Linked DNA regions of Homo sapiens: region 1 is linked to region 2. Evidence: chromatin contacts called from ENCODE Hi-C or POLR2A ChIA-PET data. All regions are on one chromosome and are shown on one strand. Each heading gives the region's core, a stretch centred on a gene start or an enhancer-like site at or near the end of the contact. The rest is flanking DNA. Distances are from core to core; before and after follow the strand shown. Region 1 has its middle 120 kb from the start of LINC00705. Region 2 has its middle 120 kb from the start of LINC00703.

Region 1 (6,460 bases), core at 104-2,603, 42 kb before region 2:
ATATTTGTTAAACAGTTGGTAGTTAGTATACAGCTGCTTCAAGGACTATAAGGAATATGGAAAGTATAAACGACGTTATCAATGCCCTCACTAAGTTTGTACTCTAATATGACAGGTAAGATTTATTGTATACAAATTAGTGATGACGATTAATAAGATGACTAAATAAGTCAATGCTAAGCATCAAGTGTTGAAATCAGTTGTAGTTGGGGATTTTCAAGGCTAAGTGACTTTGGGCATTATGGTAATATTAGGGCATTAGAGTACAGAGGTGGGGAGGGAACATGAGAAAACCCCTGTGAACAAGTATTTAACGTCAATAAGGTAAAAAATGCTTCCCAAATGCACCTCTGTGTATGTAAAGAGATGTCCCACAGATGGCAGTTCTTAATAAGGAAAGCTTGGAGACAAACTTGACTTTCAATAACAGAGAAATAATAAATAAAAGGAGATGTTAATCCATATCAAGTAATTAGCTAGAAGTTGAAAATTATACTTTCCATGTTAATACTATTCAATTCTTTGGGGCAAATTGTATTACCTATGCTAAGTGACAATAAAAACCAGGGTTAAAAACTTTGTGTGGAGCATAATGTTTTTTCGTTTTAGACATGTGAAATTATTTCTGGGTCAAGATGTCAGGTGAACTCTACCTGCAACTGCTCTTCTCCACAGCAAATATCCACACCTGCATGCTCACACCTGCATACACACACCTGCATGCTCACACCTGCATGCTCACACCTATATACATAGGCACACACACAGCACACGTGCATGCCTGTTGTTGTGATGGCTGCAGATCTCAAAATGGAAGACTTACATGGAGCAGAATCCAGGAGAGGAACATCAACATTGAATAGGGCTGAACTAACAGGGCCATGGGCAGCTTCTGAGAGTGATAAAGGCATCAAAGTTAGAGCTGTGTTTCACTTATCTGTTACCAAATTAAAAGCCACTCCAAACTTCGTGGCTTAAAGCAACACCCTAGTGTCTGACAGCTGGAAGTAGGCTCAGGTAGAGATCTCTCTGGTCTCACCGTTGCCTCTCAGCTGGCTACAGATGCCCAGCTGGGCCTGAATGACCCGGGGTCCACATTTTTGTGTCTAATAAAGGTGCTGTTGGTCTGCTGGGCTACATGTCTCCAGCAGGCTGGGGCTGGCTTCATGTCATGATGGTCAGGCTCAAGAGCAGCAAGAGGGAAAACATGCCCCAATCCACAAGCACATTTCAAATGCCTGCTTGTGTCACATTTGCTAATATCCTGTTGCCAAAGCAAATGCCAGGGCTGTGTCAGTTTTGGAAGGGAATGCAGAAGGGCAAGGATACAGAGAGGTGTGACTCACTGGGAACTATGAATGTACCAGGAAATTCCAGATCCCAGGGAACATCTGATATTGCTGTAACTGCCCAGAGTAAGAGCTAGGAGGAGCCTCTGTGGTACAATTTGACTAGAGACCAGCACTGCAGAGGGCAAAGTTTGGCCCTTCTAAAATCACCCTAAATAAAATTGAGCACATTGGGAGGGGAACACTTTGCTGTTATATGTGTCATAAAATAAAAATTATAAAATATCTTAGCGAGTTTAATATAATAAAGTACACAGTCCAAAACAGTACAGAATATATATCTGAATGGAAACAATGGAAAAATGTGAAAATGATTTTAAGTCAAGAATAGTCATAGTATCCGAAGATGTAAAGGAAAGAATAGTAACCATGAATACAACAACAGCTATATACAAAAATACCAGCTGGGAGCTGGCACGGTGGCTCACACCTATAATCCCAGCACTTTTGGAGGCTGAGGCGGGTGGATCACAAAGTCAAGAGATAGAGACCATCCTGGCCAACATGGTGAAACCCCGTATTTACTAAAAATACAAAAATTAGCTGGGCATGGTGGCACACACCTGTAGTCACAGCTACTCAGGAGGCTGAGGTAGGAGAATTGTTTGAACTTGGGAGGCAGAGGTTGCAGTGAGCTGAGACTGTGCCACTGTGTTCCAGCCTGGTGACAGAGCGAGACTCCATCAAAAAAAAAAAAAAAAAAACAGCTTGAAATCTTAAAGTAACACCACAAAAATACAAACTTCAATGAGTGCCATAAAGAGTCATTTTGGCACAACAAACAGAAATAATGAACAAGAAATTAGAGAAACATGGGAAAAAAATCAAAAAGACCCAATATATATCTTTTAGGAGATCCAGAAGGAGAAAATAGATACAATGGGCAAGCAGTCATATTGAAAGAAAAAACATGCTTGAAAATATTCCAGAATTTAAGAAATAAATGATTTTTTTGGCTGAATAGCCAACTGAGGGCCAAGAAGCTTTGAAAAATTGTGTGCTTGTGTGTGTGTTTGTGTATGTGTCTATATAACTAAAACTAGAAATGAACATAGCAAAACACAAGTGGCAAATCACTAATTACATGACCTAATATTTTTTCTTTATGTATGCCACATTTTCTAACACTTTACTATGAGTATATGGTGCTTTCTTATTCATAAATACCTAATTTAAATATAAAAATACTAATGCCAATGACATTTGACAGGAGGATGAGGAATAAATGAAATTTGAATGGGGAAGAAATCTATGTTAGGACCTATGGTAGTCTCGGAAGGTGTTGTACAATTTGGAAAGATGAACCCAACCGCACTAAATGAAATAAGACTTTTTTTTTGGTAGCTGGGCATCTTCTAAAATTATAGAATCCTATCAGTTTCTGATAATATAAAATCAAATCATACATTTCTCAATGTAAACCACCACTTGAAACTCACAGAGGCCCCAAGCCTATTGATAAAACAAATATAACTGGATTTTCCACTTTTTAAATCTTATAATACCTGAAACGGCATAAAGGTACTTCCTTTTATCAAAAGAATTTTATTAGCAGCTAACGATGAACATGCTCCTATCTCTTCCAAGGAATGAGGTAGGACATTGCTTTTCTGTTATTGATTGCCAGCTTCGGGACCTACTTAAGATGAGTATTTAATGTTTTTCCACTCTCATTTTTCCTTGGTGATAATTTCGGTTATTGTGCAGCTAATATTCATTCCTGGCACCTTCCACTCTGGGCAGAGTATACCTCTCCAAACCACTGTTGTGTGTAACCATGTAACTTACCTTGGCCAATGCAGCGTTAGGAGATGTGGTATAAGCAGAGGATGTACATGCGTTTGCATGGTATGGCTTGGCTCTTGTGCTCTGATGGTGTGCCATGGGAAGAAAATGCCTAATTGGATACTACACCACCTTCGGTCCTACACCACCTTCGGTCCTAATGCACCACAAGCATACGTGGAGCAGATCTGAATCAGGTCCATAGCTTGCAGCCAGTCCTTGAACCAGCAGCTCAGACAAGAGTTGTCCAGTCAGGCATGAGCTGGATCAAATAGTGCTCTACTTGAAGACCCACAATATAAAAACATATGCTTATTGTTATAAGCCAATTTTGTGGGGATTTTTTTGTACATTATTATGACTGTAGCTGACTAATAAATCCTTTCTCTTTTCTTTTCTTTGTCTGTCTCCTATATGGCCTTTATTATTAGAAAAAAAACAACAAACAAGATCTGAGCTGAAATTAAATGAGGTAAAAGGATATTGCACTTCATGGAAAACTGAGCTTAAGCAAAAGTGAATGTCAGACATGATTGAGTAGATAGGTGCTGAGATACCATTATCCTCTGCTTATCTGGACACATTGAGTCTGTCTGTGTCAGGCAAGTCCAAATTGTTTCGATTCAGTAATGAAACTGGAAAGACTTATTAATGCCCTATGCTAAAAACCATTTCATATTTTGCTTTCAATGCTGAGGTCTTCCACAGTTAGGGAAATCCATCTAGTTTTTCAAGGTGCCTGCAGATATAATTTTTTTTTTTTTTTTGAGACAGAGTCTCACTCTTTCGCCCAGGCCAGAGTGCAGTGGCATGATCTCTGCTCACTGCAAGCTCCCCGTCCTGTGTTCACGCCATTCTCCTGCCTCAGCCTCCAGAGTACCTGGGACTACAGGCATCCGCCACCGCCCCCAGCTAATTTTTTGTATTTTTAATTGAGATGGAGTTTCACCGTGTTAGCCAGGATGGTCTCGATCTCCTGACCTCGTGATCCACCCGCCTCGGCCTCCCAAAGTGCTGGGATTACAGGCGTGAGGCACTGCGCTCGGCCCAGACATAATCTTATACTGGATAAATTGCTATGTCATGCTGGTTTGAAAGTTGAGGCACCTGGATGAAGGTCTATAGGTGGAGTCTTGGCCTCCTGGTGCCATGGTAGGAGTCCCTCCAGGCCCTATGACTTTCTGAGTCAATAATTGCTAGGAAGGGTTTTCAATCTATTCTTTCCCCACTGACTCCTTCTCCAGCCCCAACCTTAAACTACCAATGAATACGTGCATGATTGTTACTTCACTGGGAGTCAGTGAATTCCCTCCTTACTCACCGATCATCAAATGGATTAAAGACATTGAGACAAATTAAATCAACAGCTGTGGCAGTAACATCTGTGCTTCACCTTATTAGCTAGTAAGGATGTTATGAGACTGTCTAGCTGAGACTGACTCACGACCTCACAGCAGTATCTTCTCACTCAAGGATACAGCTCTTAATTCCTCATCTGAATGTCATGGTATCTTCCATAAATACTCTCTGTATCCTGAAATGTCACAACTACAAGTGTTAAATGTCTTAACACGTGCCCTTTGGTTTGTCTGCATACTGTATTGGGCTATTTCCATCTACTCTCATGACACTTATTACAAAGCATCTGGCTTTACTCTTTCTCATAGATGCTTTAAGTAGGAAATTCAGGTACCAGCTTCAAACTTTCTCTCACCTGAGGAAGAGAGCCCAGTGTATTAGTAAAGTTTAAAAATCTTTCGTTGAGGCAATCCCAATGACAAGAACCGGTGATATTCTGGGAGTATGTCCCATGAACTTCTCTCCTTGGCTTATTTTAATCTGGATCACTTGGCTATAATACATAATAACCATGAATGTAACTGCTTTCAGGGAGTTCTGTGAATCTTTCTAGGAAATTATTCAACTCCAAGGGTGGTCTTGAGGACCCCAAATTTACAAATTTTGTGAGATGTGAGATGGTCTTGGGACTCCCACATTTTTCAATTGGTGTCAGAAGTGAGAGTCCTCTTGGAAACTCCTTAACTCTGTAGTTGGTGTCACGAGTGAAGTTGTCAGAAGGAGATGCAGGGCTAGCTTACATGCCTTCTTGTGTGTGTGTTCACACTCAACATGAAGTGTTTGGAAGGGAAGGTTCCTACTAGATAGATCCCTCCAACTCTGTGGGTGATCTTGGGAAGAGGGGGTGGGAAAAATGTTGGCATGATTATACAATTATTTCCCACATCACCTCAACTTTCTTTTCTTCTACCTAATGCAGTGGTCCTGAGACTAGGGCTGCAAATCTGGATGCTGGCAGCATGGATTATCCTGTAGCAAGAAACTGAAACTATATTTTTATTTTATACTAGAATTCTAAGGGACTGATGGGGTGGACTGTGCATTGATCCCTTCTGGGAAAACTGGGATTGACAAAGAATATAGCAATATTGTCTGATTGAAATAGCTCGCTAATTCTGTACCTCTGTAACCCTAATGTACACTACTGAGCATGGATTGAGTGGACTTGCTAGATTGGAATTACTGCAGGCTATCTAGACCAGCACAGTCATCGAATTCAATGATCCTTCCAAAAACAGATGTTTGGGTAAATGTAATGATAAAGGAGAAAAGAAGGAATAACTGGGTTAGGCAGTGAGGCAAATCTAATACTATATTGATGTCTCCTGAGAGGTTCTGATCATGAGATGATATTGTCTTTTAGCTCAATTATCCTGGATGTCTGAAAAGGTGAGACCATATGTTGTTACGAGCACTCCTGATCCTGGAATTGACAAGGTGAAATGGAAGCCTAGAATCTGGGTGGCATCTGTCTGGGAGATGCTGTGGCTATGTAATATCACGAGAAACTGGAGTGATTGTTAAAAATGGAGTAAGACTCTACCAATGGACCAGTAGCTTTTGACTTACTTTTCAAGTTACATTTACTACCATAGTGTGATATATTATAACACTGGTTTTGCTGGTAAGAGTCTGATACAGATATTGATAATAAAATGTATTGGGAAATACAATTAAAGCCTTCACAGGAGAAAATACCAATAAAAAAATGACTGGCCTGGGGAAAAGCTGGATTTAGCTAACCATCATCTAATTTCTATGCTAAGTAATTATGAATGAGTTTGTTGTAAAGTTCAAATAGCAATAGATAGAGAAGAACAATGAGTTATCAAATTATTACAAAAAAATGAAAATTTATGACATGGCTTTATAGGATGAATTAATTGCTTCTACAAATCTGTTCTTGCCCAATACTGATTTCTCCAAATGTTAGCCATATTCAGATGGATACTATTGATATCAATGTT
Region 2 (6,759 bases), core at 3,136-5,635:
AAATTTATGTCAGCTTGATTGGGCTTTGGTGCCCAGTTGTTTGGATAAACACTAGACTAGATATTGCTGTGAAGGTTTTTGTTTTTGTTTTTTAAATGGGATTAACATTTACAATCAGTAGGCAAAGTAAAGCAAATTAGCCTTCATAATGTAGTTGTGGCTTACGAAGTCAGTTTAAGGCCTTAAGAGTAAGAATTGAGGTTTCCGAAAGGAGGAATTCTGTCTCAAGATTGCATCATAGAAAGCCTGTCTGAGTTTCCAGCCTGCCTGGCCTGCCCTGCAGTATTTAGGACTCAAGAAGGCAACATCAACTCTTGCCTAAATTTCCAGCCTACCAAGCTATAGACTTCAAACATGTGTGTCCCTGCAATCTAGTGAGCCAATACCCTTAAACAAATGGCAAATCTCTATCATCTATCTATCTATCTATCTATCTATCTATCTATCTATCTATCTATCTATCTATCATCTATCTATCTGCCTGCTTACCTGCCTACCTATGTGAAGCGACCTAACAATTCAGAAGGAGCTAGAAAAAGAAACCTAGGTATAGCCACGTGGTGTGGGATTATGTGTGTGTGGATGAAATAAATTTGACATGAGAACACACTAGTGTATTTGTAATGAAGGAAAAATATACATAACAATATATCTACAAAATTCTAAGGATATTTAAGCCTCAATAGAATTTTTATGTTAAAGGTAAACAACTTAAGAATAAAAATAGGTCCTATGACTTTTAAACTAAAGGAAAAAGATGTATCCAATACAAAGTTGAAAAGAAGACAAAAATAAGAAAGAATATCCAATGCAAAACATAAAGTAGTGAGAAACATATGTCTCAATATAACAACAAAAAATCAGATTTGATTTTTAAAATCCACCAATATTTGACATAATAGAAGCAAACAAATAACACTGAAAGCTAAAGAACAAAAAATATTATATATTGGTAAAAAAATAGAGCTAAAGACATAAACACTTTAAACATCAATACATATACCAATATTTACAAGACCTGAGAGACTTATAGAAAAAGGCAGAAAAACAACAAATCTAATTTATGATACTCCTCCTTTAAAAGCTTATAGATTAAGAAGATAAAAATAAATAAGCAAAAATGTAGAATATATACATAACATAATTTATAAGCTTAAACTATTGTGTCTGTATAAATAGGCATATATGTAAAATTCTACAGGTCACAAATAAAAAAATGTTTCTGGACATTTATAAAAATTAGTCATGTAATAACCACAAAGCAACTTTCCAAAAAACTCCAGTAAGTCAGTAACATCACTCAGTTTTAAATAAAACAGTAGCTTAAACATTTTTAAATGACTCAAAAAATAATGTTATTAAATTACCATTGGAATCAAAGGAAATCAAAAGAAAAATTATAGCATATTTAATATGGACTAATAATTAAACACTATGTGTCCAAATATAAGTGAAAGTAGAAGTAAAGTTAAGCTGATACCTCTAAATGTATTTTATCGGGACTCAAAAACTCATCTTTTCAGAAAAAGAGCAGATATATCAATAAATGAAGCAAATAGTGGAATAAGAGAAATAACATCAAAAACAAAATTGAAAACAATGAAAATAAAATAATACAACAATATATTTAACACAGCAATTACATAGATAAACATTTTAATATATGTAGATAAAAATTGTTTAGGAAGACATTGAAGCTTGCTTAAACTAATAAAAGTATAAATGCATTGATATGCTAATCAAAACATTACTTTTCCCCAAAGCCTCAGAATCCCACGTTACTTTGAAACAATCCTAAAATTAGAGAAGAACTAAAAGGATAGAAAAAAAATCTGTTTTCTACCCTGAACCATCTGAGATAAAGTTGTCAGCTGGGAGCCCATCACCACCAAATACTTTAGTATCTTTTTCCTACAAGCAAGGGCATCCTCCTGCATAACCTCAATACTCATAATCCTCAAAGCCAGGAAGTCAGCACTGACGCATTACTGTATCTGACCCTCAGGTCCAATTTCTCCAATTGTTTCAATGTTTATCATAGTAAAGGAGCCAGCTCAGGATCACAGGTTGCTTTTAGTTAATCATTTCTCTTTAGGCTTCTTTGGTCTGGACAAGTTCCTCATACTTTCCTTGATTTTCTTGATTTTGATAATTTGAAGTTGACTGCGGCATGACAGTTCTCTGGGATTTCTTTGGCTACTGCATATCTTGCAAGGAAAGACACTGACTACTTTTGTTCCAGATTATCATTTTAAAGATGATTGTTTAGCAAATAGTTTTGGAAGATAAATAGGGTTTCTTGCTCTGGACGTACTTACTGCCCATTGTACTCCAATTCCTTTTGCATCAACCTAATAAAAGATTCAGGTTCCCTGAGTTCATGGTTCCTCTATGGTAATGCAACCTGCTGCATGTGCAGGTGTTACTGGTCCTCTTTGTGCTGCCTTATGGGAAATGATCTTAGGAAACCAACGCAAAAGCTGGTTCTCTTGCTCCTGTGACTGCTGTGTGTGATGAAGTCTTTGTCTCTGACCTAGGAGTCTTACGTCTTCTGCCGGCATCCATCACAATGTAGCAAGCTAACATTTTAGCTTGTAAGCAGAGTAAAATCTCAGACCCTCACAGTTCTTAGAACTCAGAGGCCAATTATTTAGTTTTGACAGGTATTTTCTCATGATAAGATTTAGGAAATCCCTTAATTTGGTTACATATCATAAAACTGTCATATTAGACATTATGCAAAACTTCTGACATATTCCTTTATGACTAGAAACTAGACAAAAATGTTCACAATCACTTCTGCTATGCTGGAAAGAAAGAATTACAATAGTTATTCTTTGCAGATGATATGGTCATCCACATAGAAAAGCCAAAGAATCAAACAATTATTAATGTTAGAATAAACACAATAGTTTATCAAGGTCACTTTACAACGACCGATTTACAAAAACTAATAATATTTATCTTCACTAACAGTAAAAAGTTAGAAAATAAAATAGTATATAAGATATTTGCATTCATGGTAAAAACTGTAACATTTTAAAGAATTGACTAAAGAAAGAAGTCAAAAGCCTCCCTAGGGAAAAACCCTTTATGTATTAAAGGAACTTACAGATTTGAATAGATGGAGAGACATTCAATGATTCATTAGTATTTTTAGTTTCTAAGTATTATTAAATGATGATTAGCCACATATTAGAAGGTCAATTCCATGTAGGCCTATCAAACTGTTAAGTGTTTTCTTTTTTAGGAAAAAATATAGTGTACATGAATATTTATTCTTTTTACTTATCTCTAGATTTTTTTTGTCTTTTCCTGTTTCAGTGTAGTGATCCAGGGTCACCACCATTGCCAACTCTCTTTCTAACAAATTAACAGCATCTAAAACACAACTGCCTGTGTGTCTGAGTTAGTACAGTGTGAAAAAAGTTTCTGTCAATATTAGTTTGTAAATCAGAGTTCTAATGGGATGTCCATCCACTTTACAATCAAGTTAACAAGAGAGTCAGAGAGATGAGGAAGAGGAAAACATGTTATGGTGACATCCTAGGGTGATGCCAGTGGTTATTTAGCTTGTAACTAAATATCACCTGTCCCACTATTTCACCCAGCTTCTCCTCATCAGAGGGTGCAGGAGTGGGCACCAGAGGCATACGTGTGTAGTTGACCATTCCACGTTGCCACTTCTCCCTGCTGGTGTCCTCCTGCTGCTGTCAACGGTGGAGGGAGAGCTAGCCTAATGAATTATGACGGGAACATCACTGTGGTTTAGAATTCCATATAGGAAACAATGTCATGATTTTGGGGGATAGAATTAAAAATTAATATTTTAAACATATTAAACCCATATATTTGATATTTAATATTTTTATTATTAATTTTAAAATACATAAAGCTTCTGACAAATTATTTTTATTTATTTTGATATTCATGGAGAGAAAAATATGTGGTAAAGTACTACTCTACACTGAAATACTTTATTTAAAGTTATTGAATGCTTTTAAGCAAGGTAGTTTAGAGAATTTTGAACTATCTATACAGTGGTTTTTTAAGATTCCTAGAGAAAAATTATGCTAAATAACAGGCTTTTTGAGCACTGATAATGATACTAAGTTACTTATTCAAACGTGTCTTTCTGCCAAGACCAAGTTCCTTGAGAGCAGATTCTTAAATGCAGCATCTTGGTTACCTTTGCTTACTTATTTTTTAATTTCCTTATGTTTATCTTTGTTTACTTACACCTAATCGGTGCTCAATAGACTTTGCTGAAACAAAATGACGCCTTGTGGTTGACCAGTGTCTCATTACCAGGCAGCTTGCCCTGGAGAAAAATAGAGCAGTTGGTTTAAATCAAGACGCTCTGAGAATTAGCTAAGTGATTTACCTCTGCCAAGTAGGAACTATAAATACTGTCAGACTAAAAGCACCCGTTGCCTACCTACTGTGTACTGAGCATCATTCAATTGGCACACCTACTCAATAATTGTGAACAGATGGAATTAGCGCATAGAAAAGAGCATGTGTTTTTCCCTCTCCATCCACACATACCAACCTAGAAAAATAGAATTCTCCATCATGGTATTTTTTTTTCTAACAAGGACATCGTCAAATGTATTAGTCAAACTTGGAGTCCCTCCAAAACTAAAGCTTACTTCTAAATTTAGAACTAATGAGCTCTCTGTGTGTACCAAAGTAGAAAGCACATATTTTCTCTGTTAGCATTGAGGCCTTTTATTCAACATAACTCTACTGCGAAAGAGAATATAAATGTTTCTTCTTTAGTGTTACTGGCTTGCAAAACTCAGTCACTGGGAAAAACATGAACACTAGGGAAGAATGATAGGTTTGTAGAGAACATTCATTTCAGAGAATGGTAGAATCCTCCATTTAACAGGTCTTTAAAGATCCTCCAGCCCAGCGCTTCTTAACAGCTAGAATTCCTTTTAAAATGACACCTTGGGTGATCTCCAGTGCTCTACCTACCTCCAGCGTCAAGGCAGCTCCATCCACATCTGAGTTGCTTCAGTGGAGGGTCCCCCTGGCACAAAACCAAACTCATTTTTGCTATTGCCTCCCTCAGTGACTTCTGAGTTTACTTTTTGGGACACACAGATTGAGGACTCTTTCCTATGACACTTTCCTCGTGCTTGATGACAAACAACTACCGCATGTTCCCCTCTCCAGGTTTCTCTTCTCCATGCCAAAAACTTGCATGTCTTAACCCTTCCTCAGTGCCTCAATTTCCAATTGCTTCATCCTTCTGGCCACATTCTTGCCATGTTCTCCATAATACAACTTATTAAAGATGGATATCATGACATTTAAAAGAAGTTAACTGTGGCAGAAATATAAAAAATGAATTCCTAGGGAAGGTACTCAGGTCCCAGCTACTTGTCACAGCAGAAATGAGTGATTTTTAAAATTACACTTGAGAGTAAGTCCAGGACGATTTTACTTACAGAATAAAAGGAAGTAATAATATTTGAGAACAGGGAGATGAAAGACCCAGGAACACCTTTGAGACCTACTTTGGGAGGTTAGTGGAAAATTATACTCTTAATTTTAAACCAGAATATAAAGAATAGGGTCAATTTACCTGTAGGAAGACAGACATACTTCATTGAATGTGTTCTGTTAAATTCTTATAAAATTCCCAGGTAGATGAGTCTATAGAATAGTTAACCTATCTATACCTTGGTTATATAGGAAAGCATCTCGTAGCCTGGTGTTCTCACCCAAGACAAGCCCCACAGCTGTGCTTAAGCAATTTAGGGTGCTGAAATGTAACTGAATTCTTCTTTTTCACAAATGTCTGCTCTTTTTTGCTGAATCGCAATCACAGACACCATCATCCAGTTAACCTTTCAAGTGATAAAATTGATACTTTTCCATGACTTCTCTTTTAAAAAAAATCTGTCAGTTGCCAGATTTCCTCAATCTCAAAAATGTCTATCAAATCGTACGCTTTGCCGCATTTGAACACCATTGCATTAGCTCCTCCAGCCACCAGTCTTTAGTGTCTTGTGTTGGTCCATGGTTTCCTACCTGTCCTCTTGATGAAGAGCTCTTCCCAGTGGGGATGGGGCCCAGCTTGGATAGTCCTGCAAGAGCACAGAGCTGAATGCTCAATAATTTTGTGAGCCGGTGAAACAAGTGCTAGCTTGAAACTGACCGTAAGAAGGGACAACACACTCTGGAGCCTACTTGAGGGTAGAGGGTGGGAGGAGGGAAAGGAGCAGAAAAAAAGTAACTAATGGGTCCTAGGCTTAGTACCTGATGAAATAATCTGTACATCAACTCCCTGTGACATGAGCTTACCTATATAACAAACCTACACATGTGTCCCTGAGCCTAAAATAAAAGTTAAAAAATGGCCAGGCGCCATGGCTCATGTCTGTAATCCCAGCACTTTGGGACGCCAAGGCAGGCAGATCACCTGAGGTCCAGAGTTCAAGACCAGCCTGACAAACGTGGAGAAACCCCAAGTCTACTAAAAAATACAAAATTAGCCGGGCGTGGTGGTGCAGGCCTGTAATCCCAGCTACTCGGGAGGCTGAGGCAGAAGAATCACTTGAACCCAGGAGGCAGAGGTTGCAGTGAGCTGAGATCCTGCCATTGCACTCCAGCCTGGGCAACAAGAATGAAACTTCATTTCGAAAAAAACAAAAAAAGCTAAAAAAAAAGCTAAAAAAAAGAAAATGTGGTACATATGCACAATGGAGTACCATTCAGCCATAAAAAAGAATGAGATTGAGTCAT

The links. A loop is a pair of places that touch in the nucleus more often than their neighbours do. ChIA-PET counts read pairs that join two places held with the same protein, here RNA polymerase II (POLR2A). Pooled maps may share reads with other maps.
Region 1: a loop to region 2 is called in a map of ascending aorta, with 2.1 times the contacts of the local background. The contact joins two enhancer-like sites. A Hi-C loop is called at or near these places in 4 of 168 maps with a recorded cell type or tissue (aorta, ascending aorta, endothelial cell of umbilical vein and 1 more) and 4 of 50 pooled maps. POLR2A ChIA-PET finds 5 or more read pairs at or near these places in 3 of 52 experiments (A673, MCF 10A and activated T-cell).

The regions. Positions count from the first base shown.
Region 1 is chr10:4,536,329-4,542,788 of GRCh38, reverse strand. No RefSeq gene overlaps it. Among named protein-coding and RNA genes, the nearest start is that of LINC00705, 120 kb to the left of the region's middle. Within about 2 kb of position 1,353, at least 7 of the 41 ENCODE cell types and tissues checked have a DNase peak (open chromatin) inside an H3K27ac peak, as active enhancers do; they include ascending aorta, where a contact is called at or near this core.
Region 2 is chr10:4,496,762-4,503,520 of GRCh38, reverse strand. No RefSeq gene overlaps it. Among named protein-coding and RNA genes, the nearest start is that of LINC00703, 120 kb to the right of the region's middle. Within about 2 kb of position 4,385, at least 3 of the 41 ENCODE cell types and tissues checked have a DNase peak (open chromatin) inside an H3K27ac peak, as active enhancers do; they include ascending aorta, where a contact is called at or near this core.